2 separate regions of the Mus musculus genome follow, and region 1 is linked to region 2. Evidence: chromatin contacts called from ENCODE POLR2A ChIA-PET data. All regions are on one chromosome and are shown on one strand. Each heading gives the region's core, a stretch centred on a gene start or an enhancer-like site at or near the end of the contact. The rest is flanking DNA. Distances are from core to core; before and after follow the strand shown. Region 1 holds the start of Ndufa6 (NADH:ubiquinone oxidoreductase subunit A6). Region 2 holds the start of Wbp2nl (WBP2 N-terminal like).

Region 1 (4,929 bases), core at 2,272-4,771, 55 kb before region 2:
CCTCCTCACCTGCACATTCTGCTTCTCCCTCTTCCGCCTCACTTCCATCACCGCTGAAACACACCACACATCCCTCCCATGAAAAGCCAGACTTCTCTGGAACCTGAGATCCTTTCCAGTTCCTGCCCTTACTGTCCCACAGCGCAGTCTCCTCCAGGAATGGTCTACAGTGGATGTCGGCACTGCTCCCTCTTCCCCTCAATACAACAACCCACTTCAGTGTGCTTTGAATCCATGAAGCACTTGAAGTTGACTGAAACCTGAAGTTGCCAGCCTTAGCCCCATCCCCGATACACTCTGGCCACCACCCCAGTGGCCTCCCTTGTCCATGCTATGCACTCTGGTGTCACCCTCTTCCTAGAATCACCTCTTCTGGCTGTAGATGTCTCATCTTCTGGGTTTCTTCCCACCCCTCATGTTCTTCTTCCCTGATTGGCCTAAAAGTGAGTGTTGTATGAGGTCATTCTGGCCCCTCCTGTCATCTATCTTACGATCTGTCTGTCTGTCTGATTGACATATATACAGAGAGAGAGACAGAGACAGAGACATAGACAGAGACAGACAGAGAGAGAGAGACTCTCAATATGTAGCCTAGGCTAGCCTAAACTCAATATATATACAAACTCCCAAACTCTAGGTCCTTCTCTGTTCCCTTACCCGCCTAAAATTCACATTCATAGTGACATAGTGGTTGTGAAATGCTTCCTTCTCTGACTGAGGTGGGGCAGCACACCTCCCTTGGTTTCCCAATGAGGGCTTCTCCTATTAGAGAAGCCATTAACAGTGTCTAGAAAATTGGTCTTATGGCTGAGACAGATCAATAACAACATGACTGATTGCATGATTCTGCTGTTCCTATCTGCTGCTTCAAGTCCTGGTGAGCATTTTAAAGCAGAGCCACCACATCTTACTGAGAGTGCTGCTAGCAGTGTATTCAACTCTAAGTTCTGTGAGTCACTCAGGACTCCGTGTCAATGAGTACGGTATCAAGCTCATCCTGCAAGGAAGCTAGGAGAGGGGAAAGGAAGTAAGATCAGTTCTGGAGAGGAGGAAGGGGATAACCAAGAAGGATACACAGAAGGGGAGAGCCAAGAAGGAAGGGATACACAGAGGGCAGGACTGGGCCTTAAGGATCCTTCTCACTGGGTTGGGTATGGGTTAACAAGAACACCTCTAAACCTACTTACCAAGCACGCCCATCTGGATGACAGTCAGGGATCCAGAGACTTCTTTGTGTCAGTGTCCACGTAGCCTACAGACAGCCTGGGAAGAGTGTCAATACCAGCCTTGCCTGGGAGTTGGGTGCGCAGGCCCTCCTTTTGCAGGGAGGGTGTGGCATCGTGATGTAGAGAGCTTTCAGATAGACAACCCCTCCATATCTGAGAAGGGTGTCATGCCAATTGCCTCAAGGTGGTTCTAAGTGTGCCCGGCGAGGGGTAACACCCTCACTGGTACTCCTTTGGTTCAGTTCAACGCCATTCAAGGATAAGGGGGCAGTAACGAGGTGATGAGGGAGCGCCATGTGAAGTCCTGAAGACATGGAAGTCACAGTGACATGGGAGGGCTTAACACCGAGCAGCCTATCCTCTGAATCATAAGTAAGAAGGGAGCCTAGCAGCGTCCAAGTGCCATCCACTCACCCAGCCAGTGTTTGTTGAGCTTCCATGTGGGGTACAGCAGCATGCTGGGACACAGAAAGGACACAGAGCCTGCCTCTGAGGGTACTCAGTGATATCAAGTGAGTGGGCATAGCGCATGACAGCAATTCCTACCTCCTCCAAACCTCATAAAGGTCGCTGAATCACGACTATGTACCTGTAGATGGCCAAAACTAGAGAATGTCTTGGTTTATATGCACATGAAATACTAGTCACGACAGAAAAGACTACATTTTAGACCTTAAAACAAGTCTGAAAAACTAAATTTTTTAAATAATTTATCTGTATGTGCGTGTGTGTGTGTGTGTGTGTGTGTGTGTGTTCATGTGTGTATGTGTATAGGGACCACATTATGCAGGTGCTTAATAGAGGCTAGAAAAAAGGTTACTGGGCCCCTTAGAGCTAGTTATGGTAGTTGTGAATCATCCAACATGGGTCTATAAAGAAAGTCCCAGGTTAGCCAGGTTTCAAAAAGGAGGGGAGAGAATAAAAGAAAAAAACAAAAATCAATAATGTGGTGGTTTGGGCCCCATAAGTTCATGTGTTTGAATGCTAGGTCCCTAGTTAGTGGAACTGTTTTGGGAAGGACTAGGAGGTGTGGCCTTGTTGGAGTATGTGGCCCTTGTTGAAGATGTGTCACTAGAAGTGACTAGAGGCCGGCCCAGTCTTTCTCTATTGTAAGACCTCAGCTGCTGCTTCAAGGCCACTCATGCCTGCCTGCTGCCATGCTCTCCTCCATGAGAGTTTAAATGCTGTGTGCTGAGCATATCTGTGTGCATTGTACTTTGACTGGAAGTACTGTTTGTTCAAATCACCACAAAAATATCCATAAAAGCATGGTGCACTTACTATATTAGAATGTCGTTAGGCAGCAATTCTTCAGCTTTTATTTATATAGCAGCGAATATATATAGATATATACCATAGAGTATAGATATAGATTAGATACAGAGGTAGATATAGCTTCCATGGTTTGGGATGTAAAATCCCTAGTCTAAAATGGAAATGATTAGGCTAGGTGAAGTAGCACTAAGGAGACTGAAGCAGGGGAAATGTGGAGTGCAAGGTCAAATGTAACTGCGGGGCTGGAGAGATGCCTCAGTGAGTGCTTAAGCACTCTAACTGCTCTGCCAAAGGACCTGGGCTCAATTCCCAGCTCCACAAAGCAAATCATAACCGTCGGTCCCAGAGGAATCCATAGCCTTCTTTTGGCCTCCATGGACTCCAAAAAGCACACGTGGCGCACACCTATACAAACATCCAAAACACCCACACACATTTATTTACAAAAAGGCAACCGCAAGTGCTGTGGGCACAAACCTGCAGAGGCAGAGAAATCACTGCAAGCTCTGAGGCCAGCCTGGCTGGTCTACGTAAGTGAGTTCCAGGCCAGGCGCAGTGAGACGACAACTCAAAACAATGGCATGAAGTAAGTAAACAAACGGGGCTGAGAAACGCCAAAAAGCTCAAGCCAGAGGCGCTTTTGCGATCGACACCATGTCTACAAGAAAACGGTTTTCCGGAAGCACATACACAATATGCTCAGCAGTACGCACTGTTGCTGCGGAAAGACTGCCATTGCCGCCTGGCACCGTTATCTATGCCCGAGGTCTTCTCCTCCGAGCCTGCCAACCACGGCGCCTGGCTGAAGGAACAAACTTTTGGTAAGAGCAGACAGAGCGCCTCACCGCTGCCTGAAGCCTCGACGCTGCGCCTCCTGGTGGTTCCTCAGCGCCGCCGTTGAACGAGCCAACCCCGGATCGGTGTTTCCGCGGTAGAGCATGCGCATTGCAGAGCCCGAGGCTTCCAGCCAATCAGAGAGCCCTAGTCCAGTCAGTCCTTCCCTCTGCACTGCAGGAGGCACGGCAGCGAGTCCCGTGGCACCGCGCGTGCGCACGCTGAAGGGGCGGGGCTTCCTCGGCAAGATGGCGGCCGCGGCCACCGGCCTGCGCCAAGCTGCTGCTGCGGCAGCCAGTACCTCGGTGAAGCCCATTTTCAGTCGCGACCTGAACGAGGCCAAGCGGAGGGTGCGCGAGCTCTACCGCGCTTGGTATCGGGAGGTGCCGAACACCGGTGAGAGGCAGGGGTGCATTCGGGGCGCCGGAGGCACCTGCCCAAGGTCTCTCGGCCGAGCTGAGGTCACGTAGTGGGACAGAAACGAGCCCTGGGCTTCGGGGGAAGGGGGTCACCCGAGCCAGAGTGCCCCACACCGGGACAGGGCTTCCGAGCGCCCCAGTTGCTTTGGTGGCCTTTGTTCCTTATTTCTTATGGAGCCCCTGGGAGGGGCGTCCGCGGTCCTGAGCTAGCCCCGGGTGCTTCTTGAACCCAGCTTTACAGTTCCAGAGAAGGTTCTAGATGCCCATTCGATTTTGTAACTAAAGTGGCGAAGGGCTTTAGCAGTTATCTGTTACTTAGTCTGGAGAACAAACTGCATCACGAGAGGGAAACGACTTGACGAAGGTCACCCAGTAGCTGCCTGCTGCCCTTTGAAGCCTCCAGACGAAATGGCCCCTCAGAGCTCCCCAGCTTTGCTCACTAGATCAGCTTGCCCCAGAATTTTGAAGTCTAACCCCCTTCTGCTGCAAAACACGCCTTTTCCCGTAGGTGGGAGAATCTAGTCTGTTCACCTGAGTGGCGAGTGTGAATCTGCAATCTTGGTTGTCTCCCTCAATGCTGCCACTGTAGTGGATTTTAAAAGGGGGTTAGCGAGAGTTCAAATGTCCTACATATGTCAGGGACATCTTTTGTTGTTGAGTAGACATGTATTTAACTTGAGCTGATCTGAGGGGAAAGGCGTTTTCCAATGAGTAACAACAGCTCCACAGCACGCCTCAGCACTGCTTGAGAGGCAGCCACACTGTCCTCAGTTTCGACCTTTATTAGCTGTGTGACCTTGGGTAAGATTTTTCACCGGTATTTGCTCATCTGTGAAATGGCCATAATACTGTCTTCTTCCGGGAGTTACTGTATTAAATAGGTTACTTAAGTAACTGATATAAAACTCGGGGGAGGCACTGATGGGAGAAGATTCCTCTTAGTTATTAGAACACAGACTGGAGAAAAAACAAAACAAAAAAACCATGCCCACCTCAGGCTGGAGTTTACCTGACAGTAGTTATAATACTGCACCCTTCAGTCTCTGGGCCTGATGCTTCACAAATACTAAGATTCTGAGTGACGGGTTCTGTCTCAACTTAAACTTGTCTCAGTTTGTCATTGTACAGTTCTTTCCTGAAATCCCTGTGTGCGCACTGACCTTGGTGACAGCTCT
Region 2 (5,359 bases), core at 1,194-3,693:
TGAGGGGAGAGCCTCAGAATAGTTCACGCTGAGAATTAAGCAAAGGTGTATGCACAATGGAGTATCAGTCATTGACAGCAATAATATAGATATGGGTACTGGAAACTATCCCAATATATTAGCAGATGTAAATTAGACACAAAGCTGTTGGTAAGGGGGAAACAAGCATAGGTTTCCATTAAAAAAAAGCGCAGAGAAAGCATACCAAAATGCAAAAAGTACTGAAGGTTGGAATTCAGAGAATCAATTTTTCTCCTGGTTTGTGACATCATCCAGTTTTACAACACAGCCAGGCCCATACGTTTATGACCTCTCAGCCATGATGACAAGTTCTCTACAAGCCAGGTATGGAGGGTGCATCTGTATTCCCAGTAGACTCAAATCATCACACCTGGCTTCAATGGAGCATTTTGGGCTTTTAGATTAGAAATGTTCAACATAGCTGGGCGTGGTGGCGCACGCCTTTAATCCCAGCACTCGGGAGGCAGAGGCAGGCGGATTTCTGAGTTTGAGGCCAGCTTGGTCTACAGAGTGAGTTCCAGGACAGCCAGGGCTATACAGAGAAACCCTGTCTCGAAAAACCAGAAAGAAAGAAAGAAAGAAAGAAAGAAAGAAAGAAAGAAAGAAAGAAAGAAAGAAAGAAAGAAAGAAAGAAAGAAAGAAAGAAAATGTTCAACATGTCCATGCTAAGGCAAGATAGAAACAAGACACTTCACCTCCAACTCGAAAATCACTAAATTATTGCTCATCACTGAAATATAGGCTTCCCCACCACCACCAACCTCTTTGTAACTTACTTCCTCTTTTATCAATACACTGGGGATGCTTCTCATTTGTCAATATCTATGTTATTATTACTCCCAACAGTTGGTGTTTCAGTGTGACTAAATACTTGTTCAACCCCAAATCTAAGGTGTTCTGGGATATTTTGCTGTCGTTGTCTAAGTACTACATTCACTGCGAGGCTAAGGCAGAATCACAAGTTCAGGGCCAGCCCTAGCCAAATAAATAAACAGCAAGACTTCGTTTCATCACATTCAAACTTACCACAATTGTAACTGAACTCCCAAATGTGTCTCATAACTATAAAGAAAACTAAAAATAGAATCAATTTTCCTCCTCTCAAACTCTTTCCTTACTGTCGTTTGTATCTGAGAAAGGTAGAGAACTGATTGTTCCTTGATGAAGAGACAGAGAAACCCTGTCTCAAAAAACCAAAAACCAAAACAAAACAAAACAAAACAAAAAACAGCAAGAGAAGTTGATGCATAGCATATAACTTCAAATCCAAGTCCAGGCGTTCCCATGGGCACTGAAAATGATTTTGAGCAAATTATTTCTCATATGCCTACCTGTGAAATGAGGGAAACGGCTCACTGCAGACAGTGCAGTTATCAAGACAAAGAATCCTTGCTATGCTTAGCTATTCAGTGAAAATGATCGGTACGTATTCAAGAGCACAGATTCTAAAAATTTAAAGGAACAACGACAAGAACAAAAAACCGGGACTTTTCTTCTTTGAGACAGAGTCTTTCTACAATATAGCTCTGGCTGTCCTGGAACTCGCTTTGTAGATCAGGCTGGTCTCGAACTGACCTCAAGAGTTCTATTTAAGCACATCATTGAATGAGTCTCACAGCTAAGTGAGAAATAAAAGGAAATCAGCAGAGCGAGGGCAGAATCCAGAAGAGGCGGAGACAGAGGGTAAGGAAAGTGGGTGAGGGGTAGATTAAAGGACATGTGTCAAAGTCACTAAGTTTGCCTAGAGGTGGGCTTCTCCTGACAGAGAAGCCCCAGCACCATGAGCGACTGGAAATGCCATGTCTTCCTCGGTCCCCCCTAATTTTGTTCCCAGTCTTTTCAGTAAAGGTGACAATATCCTAGGTTGAAGCAACCAAGAAAAGGCACTTCCGGGGGTGGGTGGGTGGAGGAAGGCTTGTGACAATTCTGGATTAGTTACCTACACTCCACATCCTAGCCCTTCTTCCAACTCGCCTACCCCTTTGTTCCTGGTGGCCTGAGGCGCACCCAGGGCCCTCAGGGTGACTGTCACCCTCTTAAAGTCGTAAAGTCGCACACAGCCACTGGAAGCTGTCCAGCAATGCAAGGGCTGGCACACTCTTCACACAATCCTCGCTCAAGCCTTTCCTCTGAGGATGCCCGCGCCCCTCGCACCCGCGCACGCGCCTAGCCACAGGCTCTTGGACTTGGCCGCTGGCGCATGCGTTCAAACGTCAGGGGCGGAGCTCCGAGGAAAGGGCGGGAAAGCCCTCGATTCGCAGAGGGCTTTCTAGCGCACATATCTACCCTGAGCATCTCCTCCCTCCTTGACAGCAGCCTGAAAGTCCCCTCAGGCACCTTTCACCATGAGGGATGGCGGCCCAACGGCGGTCCACTGTATGGTTCTGGTTCACTGCCATCTTGCTCTAGGTCTCCTCCCGCCGCCGCCTCCGCCGCCGCCAGCTCTTCAAATGGAAAGGGGCGGGGCCTGCAAGGCAGTGGGCGGGTCCCTGAGGAGAGGGCGGAGATTATGGCGCAGAAACCCTGGAGTTGAGTGGGCAGCTGTCACAAGAGGAGCTGTCACAAGTCAGAGGAGGAGAGCCTGGGTGAGGAAAAGGGGCGTGTTCGTGGAGCTGGCTTTACCCCTAGAACGGGGAGGGTCTGAAGGATGGGTGACTAGCCTCTGTCATGTTAGGCCTACAACCAGCCTTGGTCCTGCTAGGAGCTAGTGGTTTAAAAAGTAGCCATTAACCCAAAATCTTAGTCCAGATTAACCCCCAAACCAACTCAGGGTGAGGGTCTACATTTTCTCCACTCTTATAAGACCAGAGCTTCCTTCCATCAAAGAGGGCTTAGGACAGAACCAATGGTCTTGGGAGAGAACATCCAAAAAGATGAGCTAGGTCAGGAAGTGGACAGTGAATTTCAACCTTCAGTGGGTCCAATTCTTGGATGCATTTGTAGGTGTCCCACTCAATCTATTACTCAAGATATTCTAGAGTGTTATTGTGTCAGTGAAGAAATGAAAATTGTCAAATAATAGATATATTATCATTGTAAGACATGTGCTGATTTCAGATTTTTGTTTTGTTTTGTTGTTTTTGTTTTTGTAAATAGGGTCTCTCTATGTATCCCTAACTGTTCTGGAACTCACTATGTAGACCAGGCTGGTCTCAAATTCACAGAGATCCTCCTGCCTCTGCCTCCCAAGTGCTGGGTTTAAAGGCATGGGCCACCACACCTAGCACAGATAATTTTTTACATACAAGACTTACTAGAATTAAGACTCAAACTTACGGATGGGAGAGATGGCTCAGTGGCTAAGAGCACTGTCTGCTCTTCCAGAAGTCCTGAGTTCAAATCCCAGTAAGCACATGGTGGTTCACAACCATCTGTAATGAGATCTGATGCCCTCTTCTGGTGTGTCTGAAGACAGACAGCTACAATGTACTTACATATAATAATTTTTTTTTTTTTTTTGGTTTTTTCGAGACAGGGTTTCTCTGTATAGCCCTGGCTGTCCTGGAACTCACTTTGTAGACCAGGCTGGCCTCGAACTCAGAAATCCGCCTGCCTCTGCCTCCCGAGTGCTGGGATTAAAGGTATGCGCCACCACACCCGGCCTATAATAAATAAATCTTTAAAAAAAAGAAAAAAGAAAAAAAGAAAAGAAAAGAAAATTTAATAGAAATAGTATACAGCGGCAAACATCTTGATCTAGCCACTCCTGTCATGGTCAATAAAACCTTGAGCAAGATGATTGTGTTCTTTGGACTTGACCTTCCACACTTGAATGTTAGTGTATAGGCTTATTGTGGCTGTGATGGTTGATGTCCACCAAACAGCTGTGTCTCTCACGTGTCACTTCCCTTCCTCTGTGTGTGTTGTGTTACCATTGGTTGATATCTTCATTTTACCTGCTCGGTTTCAAGAGCCTCTTGATTCATCTTCCATTGTGGCTCCTCCAAGCTATTTCTCTCCATTCATTTATACCTTAGGTTCACCTCACAGAAAGTCAAGTGTTGCAGGGTATTTGATCACACTGTGAACCCCAAGATTTGTGTTATTTACTGGAAAACCTACTTCTAGTTGTGGTGTGGCTCAGCCCTAGCTCACGCCTTTGATCCAAGAGCTTTCTATTTATTATAAACCATAGGTCAAGAGGTGGTGCAACCAACGAGTTGCGGGGAGGGAACAAAGGGAAAAGTGAGTAAGAGAGAGTTGGGGGGGATGGATAGAGAGATGCACAGGAAGTAGAAGGGAGGGCATTCCGTTGGAGGTGTTGGGGAGACAGTGGAGAAAGAGAGCTTTTCTTTGGGGATGCTAGCTGAGGAGGAAGATAAGGTGCTGCTTCCTCTGCCTCTCTGAGCTAGTAGGCTTTCCCCCTTCCTCTGTCTGAGACATCTGGCTCCTGAGTCCTTATGGACAAAATTGAATGTTTGAGATTTTGTTTAAAAAAAAAAAAAAAGTCAAGGTCCCAAATAATTGCTTAAAGTTCACATTAAAATTTAGGGACCAACAAGCAGATGAGAGTTGTGTCATTTACTAAACTACAAATGAGGGGAAGGGTCGTCCTAAATTCAAGAAAAATACCACTTTGTGTAGATAGATGAGTAGTATATATGTACACTTTGTGTGTTTGGCTGTGCAGGCCTGTGTGCACGTGAAGAAGCCAGAAGAGGGTGTCACGTATCCTATCGCTCTCCCCTTTCCTCAAGAAAGAATATTTCATTGAACCTGGAAGCAGACTGGTTGACCAGCAAGCACCAGGAAAGCATGGGACCTTACCTGGTCTGCTTTTAACTTTTTATTGAGTCTTTGTGAATTTCATGCACCCCAATGTCACACATCTCCTCCCTTCATAACCACCCTCTGCCCTTGCAACCTTCCTCCCACCAAAAGAAAACAACACATACATTTTTTAAATATATTATATTGTTAAATATAAATTGAATATAAAATATTCATATTTTATATAAAATAATATAAATTGGATATACAATTAACTATACTACATTGTTAAATAAATATATTTAAATATATTTGTATTAAATATGTTTATATATTTAATATATTAAACATTTTATATATTTCATATGTATTAAACATATTTATATTTATATTAAATATATTTTTATTATATGTAATGTATATTAAAAGACAAAACCATCTTGCCATGAAAGCTACAGTGTGTCATGGTTTGTCACACAGTATAACAGCTTTATTTGCAAGTGTTCATTGCAATGAGCTATTGGTTTGGTTCGAAGGCCTTGGCTTCTGCTACTCTATCGATATTGGTTCCTCACCAGGACTCCTCTCAGATATCCAGTTGTTGCTCTGTGTCATGGCGATCCTGCAG

Evidence for each region. ChIA-PET counts read pairs that join two places held with the same protein, here RNA polymerase II (POLR2A).
Region 1: POLR2A ChIA-PET joins it to region 2 with 10 read pairs in embryonic stem cell. The contact joins the promoter of Ndufa6 here to the promoter of Wbp2nl in region 2. POLR2A ChIA-PET finds 5 or more read pairs at or near these places in 3 of 5 experiments (Patski and embryonic stem cell).

Annotation. Positions count from the first base shown.
Region 1 is chr15:82,352,883-82,357,811 of GRCm38, reverse strand. Ndufa6 (NADH:ubiquinone oxidoreductase subunit A6) reads left to right here and starts at 3,521. Exons shown (of 3, transcript NM_025987.3): 1 at 3,521-3,731. The coding sequence starts at 3,584.
Region 2 is chr15:82,296,068-82,301,426 of GRCm38, reverse strand. Wbp2nl (WBP2 N-terminal like) reads right to left here and starts at 2,443. Exons shown (of 6, transcript NM_029066.1): 1 at 2,359-2,443. The coding sequence starts at 2,420.